Linked DNA regions of Homo sapiens: all the other regions are linked to region 2. A link is a loop called in an ENCODE intact Hi-C map of the cell type or tissue named here. Cell type or tissue: MCF 10A. All regions are shown on one strand. Region 1 has its middle 49 kb from the start of LINC03040. Region 2 overlaps VEGFA (vascular endothelial growth factor A). Region 3 overlaps RSPH9 (radial spoke head component 9).

What was found. Hi-C counts contacts between places; a loop is a spot of excess contacts. Peaks named below come from ENCODE experiments on the same cell type or tissue, not always from the same donor. Only the 100,000 strongest peaks of a DNase experiment are listed, where the experiment ranks them.
Region 1: a loop joins it to region 2, with 18 times the contacts of the local background. A loop is called at or near these places in 56 of 110 quality-filtered maps.
Region 3: a loop joins it to region 2, with 10 times the contacts of the local background. A loop is called at or near these places in 81 of 110 quality-filtered maps.

Annotation. Positions count from the first base shown.
Region 1 is chr6:43,950,335-43,952,834 of GRCh38, reverse strand. No RefSeq gene overlaps it. Among named protein-coding and RNA genes, the nearest start is that of LINC03040, 49 kb to the left of the region's middle. RefSeq lists an enhancer at 1,188-2,173. In MCF 10A, a CTCF peak has its summit at 1,378; no DNase peak of the experiment used is centred here.
Region 2 is chr6:43,772,412-43,774,911 of GRCh38, reverse strand. VEGFA (vascular endothelial growth factor A) reads right to left here. Exons shown (of 8, transcript NM_003376.6): 2 at 520-571. Among named protein-coding and RNA genes, the nearest start is that of VEGFA, 3.5 kb to the right of the region's middle. RefSeq lists enhancers at 1-160, 1,213-1,978, 1,979-2,500. In MCF 10A, a CTCF peak has its summit at 1,400 (motif pointing right); a DNase peak (open chromatin) is centred at 1,441.
Region 3 is chr6:43,666,203-43,668,702 of GRCh38, reverse strand. All of the region lies in intron 4 of RSPH9 (radial spoke head component 9), which reads right to left. Among named protein-coding and RNA genes, the nearest start is that of MRPS18A, 20 kb to the left of the region's middle. RefSeq lists enhancers at 67-156, 777-926, 1,547-1,616. In MCF 10A, CTCF peaks have their summits at 203 (motif pointing left) and 1,325 (motif pointing left); DNase peaks (open chromatin) are centred at 222 and 1,302.

The DNA of each region.
Region 1 (2,500 bases), 180 kb before region 2:
AAGGAGACCAGTGTGGAATGAATGAGGGAGAGTAGTGGGAGGTGAGATCAGAGAAGTAGGAGGGACTAGATTTTGTAGGGGCTGGTGGTAGGCCATTGTCAGAACTTTGGCAATGTCCACAAATGTGGACACAGAGAAGGAACAGGAAACTTCCATTTTCCTGATGGATAATGGGACAGTATGGAAATGCCACCTGTTTAATAAAGATGAGCCCAGAACTCCCAAAATTGGCACTGGAAGTACCTTCCTGACTAAGAGCGGCAGCTTGGTGCCTGGATCTGCCCCATGGGGGTCTCTCGCCAGATTCTGATGCCATCTCACAGTGGTCTTGTGGGGAGAGGTATGAGCCTGTTCAAGGGAGTGTCCACCACAGCCTGAGGGCAGGCGTGTGTCTTGTTGATCCTACATCTTACAGGCACTGAAAGAAGGAAGGAGTGAATGAATGAATGATGGACACAGGTGCTGTCCTTTAATTCTTTTTAGCACCAGGGACCAGGCTGGAGTATTTAAAAAGCCAAAGGCAGTAAACTCAGAGAGATAAGGCCTTTGAGGTGGTGTGGCTGACAATGCATTGCCTAAGCCTGCTCTTTTTCCACTTGGAGGCCCCCTACAGGGTGCCTCTGCTGGCTTCTGGGTGGCATCTCTGTGGCCAAAGCCCCATGACACTCACTCCTGCAACACAGACTCATCTCAGACACCCAGCACCTTCAGAGGCTGAGCTGGGAGTCAGGATTCCCACCTCCTGAAATCCAGCATCTTGTCTGAGGCCTTCTCTTTCTTCCCTGAGCCCCACCAGAAGGAGCCGCCTCTTTGTGGGGAGTTCCCCCATACCCCCACCCCACACACAAAGTCCGGCCTCATGGCCCTCACCCAAATGACCCTAATCTCAGTTGGCATCAGACAAGAGCTGCCTCAGGCAGGGGTGGGGAGTGGCCTAGAGTAGAGGAATATTACTAATGACACCACCACAGTAGCGGCAACTCACACTCACAAACACTGCCCTTGTGTCAGACTGTCCTAACCACGCCATCCGCATGATCTCATTTAGCCCTGAGAGGCCTCCATGAGCTGCCTGAGGGAATGGGGGCCCCAAGAGATCAAGGGACTTGTCTCTGAGGGGCACTTCCAGGTGCTCTACCCTGGGTGGGGGTGAAAGCTCTGGCAGGGCCCTGGCCCAGAACTGATTCTTCCAGCTGCTGCTAGGCCGCCCTGCAGCAGCCAGGCAGAGGGGTTCATCCCAGGGCACCCCTATCTCCTGTGCGACCCAAGCTAAGTATGTCAAACTCCAGCCCCATCCTTCAGAGCAGGACCCTGAGCAGCCCCCTCCTGTCTCTGGCTGCACTGCAAGGACAGCAGAGTTGGCTGCCAGGGCTCGGGCCGCCCCCAGGGTGTGCTGCTGCTCCTCTGGACTGCCAAGGCTGCCTGCCTGCTCACCCTTCACCTCTGGGCCAGCTGGGCCCGCCAGGGAGAGGTGCTGTAAGCAGGGACAAGCCCAACTTCCCTCTCAGGCTGAGAATGTGTCTCCTGCCTGCAGAGAACAGATGTGGGGACCCACATGTACAGAGGAAGACTTGGAGACTTCCAGAGCCCATGCCTCCTGCCCTGGGAGAGGTTGCTGGAGAGCTGGGCCCTGCTTGCTATGAACCCTGACCATTCCAGGCTTTACTTGCCCTTCCCAGGCTAGCACAGCTGCTGCCCTGCCTGCCCAGCTCATGGCAGGTAAGACCACATGTTGCAGGAAAACTGCAAACTGCAAACAGGGGCTTCTCCCAATTCACCCCCTGCATTCTCCTCTCCCTCTGCATCTGCATGCCCATGCCACCCCTTCCCTTCAAGGGCCTGTCCTGGAACCCAACAGCTGGATGATGCCCACTTCCTTCTGAACGTGGAATGCCGGGAACCATACCTCTCACATGGCCACAGCTCGCCTTCCTCTTGATTTCTAGTCATTCATGCACAGGTTGGACTGCTAAACATGGAGACAAGCCTGGGGGGACAAGACTGATGAGATATGAGTCCACTCAGCAACAGGGCTTGATATAGAGCCCTGTTCTTCCTACTGCCTCTTCTTTCTAGAAAACAGTGAGATAGAAGTAGGTGAGGAGTAAGGGAGTGAGACCGGGGCTGAGGGCTTGGGGAACAATAGAAAGAACCTGGGCTGGGAGAACACAGACCTGGGGTTGTGCCCTGGCTCTCCCTAACTGCTCCTACCCCCATGCCCCTCCCGTTTAAACATTTGAGAAAAGAAGTGATGCCTCTAGGGTCTCAGGCTTAGTCTACCCATCAGACAAAGGCTCCACTCATCTCAGAACCCAGAGCTGGCAGGATGGGAGCCAGAGACCTGATGGAGGTCATGAAACTGGCAGAGAGAAAACTCGCAGAAGTGGCCCACCCTGTGGCCTGGGCGCGTGCAGCTGCCTGATTCACAGCCCCTCCTGGCAAAGCCTTCATGAAGCCTTCGTGCGTCTTCTCCAGAGCTGGGTTGGAGGCTGCTTTGCGA
Region 2 (2,500 bases):
CACAGCACCCGAACATAGTCAAATGGGGTTTTCTCCACCCCCAAAGGAATGCAAACCAGGGAAGGGAGGAGAGATCCCATTAGGCTGAGCCCTCTGTGCCTCCAGCTCACACAGGAAGGGTCACAGTTCCCACAAATGGGACATGTCTATATAGGAAATGACACTAAATGTCCACTCTCCCCTGGGAGCTAGGGGAAACAAGGGACACTTCCCCCAACACCTAGGATCCCTGAACACTGTCTTCCTGCTCTGTGCGCACGACTCCTTCTCCAAATAAAATTTTACTGGAAAGAGCAGAAGAAAAAGGCAACAAGTCCTACTTCTAGCAGAGACCTGAACAGCGGAGAGTCCTCACGAAACTGAGGGTGAACCTCGTGGTGCCCAGCTCTTTCTTTCTTGATCCTTATATTCCTGTGCCCCTTCCCCTTCCTCCCCACAGTTCTGAAGAAAAAGGAATTAGGCCATCCACCCATCCCCTGAGAGGACAGGGAACCCCATCCAACAGCCAGGGGGACTCACCTTCGTGATGATTCTGCCCTCCTCCTTCTGCCATGGGTGCAGCCTGGGACCACTGAGGACAGAAAGAGAGCAAGGCATGGGCATGGGCAGGGGCTGGGGTGCACAGGCCCAGCCACCCAGCCCCTCCTCCCTCCTCACTTCCCTCCCACCAACAGCCTCTGGCTTCTCCAAGTCTTCTGAGTCGAACAGGACACAACCGGGGGTCCCCACGGGCACAGAATATGCCCACCACTCCTGGACTGCTATGGTTATGAACCCGAGGAAGTTAAAGACTAACCAGATGTTGGGGGCTGGGGAGCTCGAAATGCAGGAGGAAAACCCCAGAATGCTTCACTGTCGAGGTCCCCTGTACCTTCCCCACACTTCCCTCTCCCTGCTCTCACTATCCCCCTAGTTCCCTGGTCCAAAGCCATGGTAAGTATTAAGGTCAAATAGGAGGACAAATTTGGACTGGGGCAGGAAGGAAGGACTAGGGGCGAGAAAAACAACATGGTGACCTTCTCCTGCTGACATGACAAATACCAGGGTGAGCTGGTGTTGGAGACGGAGGGGGGTGCCGAGGACCGAAGGGCACCAACCACCCTCCCCCATCCAAGCTCTTCTAGTCCTTAGGAATAACCCAGCATGCCCACAGGTTGCTTAGAGGGTAAAAACCCAGGAGGAGACCCTGGGGGAGAACCACATTTTCCTCTCTACACAAATCTCTCCAGAGCCTCAATAGATTTCCAAAGCCTCACCTGTCTCCCACTCCTACCTGTTCCCTGGTTTCTTCTCCCTCCCAGGGTGAGGAGGTGCCAAGCCCCTCTCACCTGGGCACCTTCAAATGCCACCAGGGACCAGGGAAGGCTTTTATGCCTTGGCACTGCCCAGCCCCTAGGGGGCCCCCTGCACCACCTTAGGCCTGAGGCCTCCTCTAACCCTCCCCACCCGCATCAGATCATTCCTCCCCTCGCCAGAAGCTGTGAAGGTCAACACGCCAAGACATGCGGACCTGACAGCACCCAAAAGGAAAGGCTTCTGCCAGCCCTTCCTGGGGGTCTCCAGCTCTCACCAACTCCCCTCCCGCCCAGCACTCGCAGAGCAGAGGGGCACTCTAGCCTACGGAACACCAGACCCTGCTAGGGGAGAGTCCCACTGTCCATCTTTCTTTCCCTCTCCTTCCCACACACCCCAAATGCACCCCACTCAGGTACCCCAGCCCTGCTCCCAGAGACAGCCAAGGTCACAGGAAGCCCCTCTCAAGAGAAAACAACAGTTACCAGGCTTCCAGCTGGACAGCTTACCACTGCGGCTCCTGCAGGGACCCCCTGGATTCTGCACCTCAGCCCCCTCACCCATTCCCATGACACCCCCTGCCTTCCCCCTGACAATATTCTCCCGGGACCCTCCACTCCTCCTGGGCCCCAAGGAGGAAAGGGGACGGAAATTTCATACCCCTTCCAAGGCCAGGGAGCACAGGAGGGGCGGTTCTAGGCAGGCAGGGGCCAGGTGTCCTTCTCTGGGGGCCTCTGAAGGTCACACTGTGGCCAGGCAGCCACTCCTCCCCCTCCTCCCTACTTGGAGGCCTGTAGCCAAGGCCTTTGTGCCAGGGTCTGAGGAACTTGCGGTGTTAGCAGCGACCCCTGTCCATGGCTTTCCTCTTGCCTCCTCTCCAAGGGAATTCTGGCTGAGGGAAGGCGTCAGAGAGGAGCGGAAAGGGACCCTTTAGAGTCCCTTTCAGAAGCAAGTTGGGTGGGCAGGTTTGGAGTTCCAAAAAAACACCTGCTCCAGGGCTGCCTTTCACCAGGACAAAGTGTGTGCAAGGCTGGCAGGAGCTCCTTTCCAGGGTTCAGGAAGGACTATTCCCATGCTGCCCGTGTCACAGCAAATTTCAAGCCATTTCTCCAAAAGGGTAAAGTGGGGCAATGACTCTTCAAATCCTCCCTTGACCCACCCCCACGAGAGCTAAAGCACAGCTCACTCGGAACTGTTGGCGAGGGAA
Region 3 (2,500 bases), 110 kb after region 2:
CTAGACCCTTGTCAGTTCATTGTTGCCAGCACCTTGGCATGCCTGGGCAAGGGCTTGGTCCTGCCCTGCCCTCACACCAGCCTGCCTGCCTAGGCTTTGGCCACCTCTTGCCTCCAGTAGATAATGCAGGGGGCGGGGGGCAGTGTTCTTGGACGAAGTGGCCTAGGCCTATCAGCAGGGGCTCCTACCCAGAGAGCAAGGAGAAACTGGCAGGGGAGCTAGGGAAATACAGTGCCCCCGCCTGGCAGGGGGCAGTGCTGCGCAGGCGGGAGGGTGCTGGTGGAGTACGGTAGCGGCATGTAGGGCCAGCCAGAAAACAGCACTGCCTCCCTCCCTCGCATTCCTGTCACACTCCTGTCCTCTCATCGTCCCTGGCTCAGCTGGTCGCCCGGGAAACACAGACTCAACGTGCCAGGAGTCACGTAGCATCTACCTGAAGAGCCAAGCACTTGCTGTCACCTTCACCCACTTTCTTACTGCAACTGCTGAACAGGCTGAGCCCAGCCAGCTGCTGTCACCGCCTCCAGGACTCGGGGAAAAGCCCCCTGCAGACTTGGTGCTGCAGGTTCACAGCCCCCGCTCTCTCTTCTCTCCCCAAATCCCTCCTGCCCCCTAGCAGCCACTCTTCTCCAGAAGCTGTGTTTTGAGGATGTGATGGGTACAGGTTGGTAAATCAGGAGGGGTTCCTCCTGGGTTTCCTGGGCCCACAGGGTCTCACCCACCTTGCTAGTATGGAAACCTCAGGCTAGGGCGTACTTACTCTAATTACATTCTCCTGCCATCCTGGAAGAAAGGCAGCTCTGGGATTAAGATCGAGGGACAGTAGGCCAGGCTGGGGACCAGGGCTGTCCAGGGGCAACAGATGGCTCAAACCCTCTCAGATGAGCACCAACAAAATTTTTGTCACATACAAAAAAAAAATGGCCATGGGTTCCCAGTGGGAGAGGCACCCCCATCCCCTACAAGGGCCACAAGAATCATATACCCCCTAGAGGCCTGAGGACAGAGGAGGAGGAGGAGGGAGAAACCTCTGGCTGCCAGACCCGTATCAAATCGAGTAGCAAAGGCAGGCCCCGTGGCCCAGAAGGCTGAACACTTGTCAGCCAGGCTTCCAAGGAACTGGGGCAGGAAGAGCCACCTGCGCACATCCCGAAGGGAAGGCTGACCCTGGGCACCATGTTCCCCCCCGCGCCCATGCCCGCCTCACTCGCCCCCTTCCCGGTCCTCAACCACCACCAGCAGCAGCTTTCAAAGGCTGCTTTCCAGGTAGGCAGGCAGGCGCGTTGCTGCCCTCTGCTGCCTGAACTGAGCATTGCTGCTGAGGAATTGCTTGGGAAGGAGCCCCAGCCTGTGTGCACCTGGCAATTCTGAGACCTTTGCACCAGCCCAGAGTGGAGCAAGGAGAGGAGCAGTGGCCCTCCAGCCCTCCTCCTTTACCTCCCAGGACACCGATGCTTGCAAGGCACCCTCTAGTTTACATTTCCCTTTCCCATCCTCTGTTTCATTTGATCTTCCCAAACCTCTGAGGCAAGGGAGGTGTTTTTCTTATTCCAAGGGCATCACAGGTGCCTGTTGTAGCTGCTCAGTGGCTATTTGCTGATATAGTGGATGTTCAGGGAGCATCGAATGGCAAGATACTACCTAGGAATCTAGGCTCCTGACCGGGCGTGCTGGCTCACGCCTGTAATCCCAGCACTTTGGGAGGCTGAGGTGGGCAGATCACCTGAGGTCAGGAGTTCGAGAGCAGCCTGGGCAACATGGTGAAACCTCATCTCTGCTAAAAATACAAAAATTAGGCGTGGTGACATGCGCCTGTAATCCCAGCTACTTGGGAGACGGAGGCAGGAGAATTGCTTGAACCCAGGAGGCAGAGGTTGTAATGAGCTGAGGTTCCAGCGAGACTCTGTCTCAAATATATGTATATATATGGCCTCCTGACCCACGGCTGCATCTATGCCACCTGGCTGCAGCCCAAGGTCAGAGAACTCTTAGTCATTACCCTGGATCCGGCAGGAGGATGGTCCTGCCACCCCAGAACCAGCTACCCACTCCCATGGAACTTTGCGGATCCCTGGACACGGCATGACAACTCATGAGGACAACAGCTCTCCCACTCCTCTCTTCAGCCAAGGTGTCTCTTGTCACTTTGGCCAAGGGACAAGATGCGGAGTCGTTGGCCTACCTCATGGACACAGAGCAGGAGTCCCAGGAACAGGGCCAACCAAAACCACACCTGCTCAGAAGCCACGTGAAGTCACCCTGAACAACTGCCTCAGACCCTGAAAGGAAACAGTTATCCTAACTGGCCAGAAAACAGCTGCCAAATCCCATCCCTCCAGCCAGTCCTGGTGTCCCAGGGAACTCTTCCTTGGGATTTTGGCCCCAATTAGCAGCCCAGCCCAGCTGCTGCCTGCCTGGCAGGGGAGCCTCCAAGCAGCTCAGACTGCTCTTTTCCTAGCTGATAAGGAAAGGGGACCGGGGAGGAAAATCAGAGCTGTCC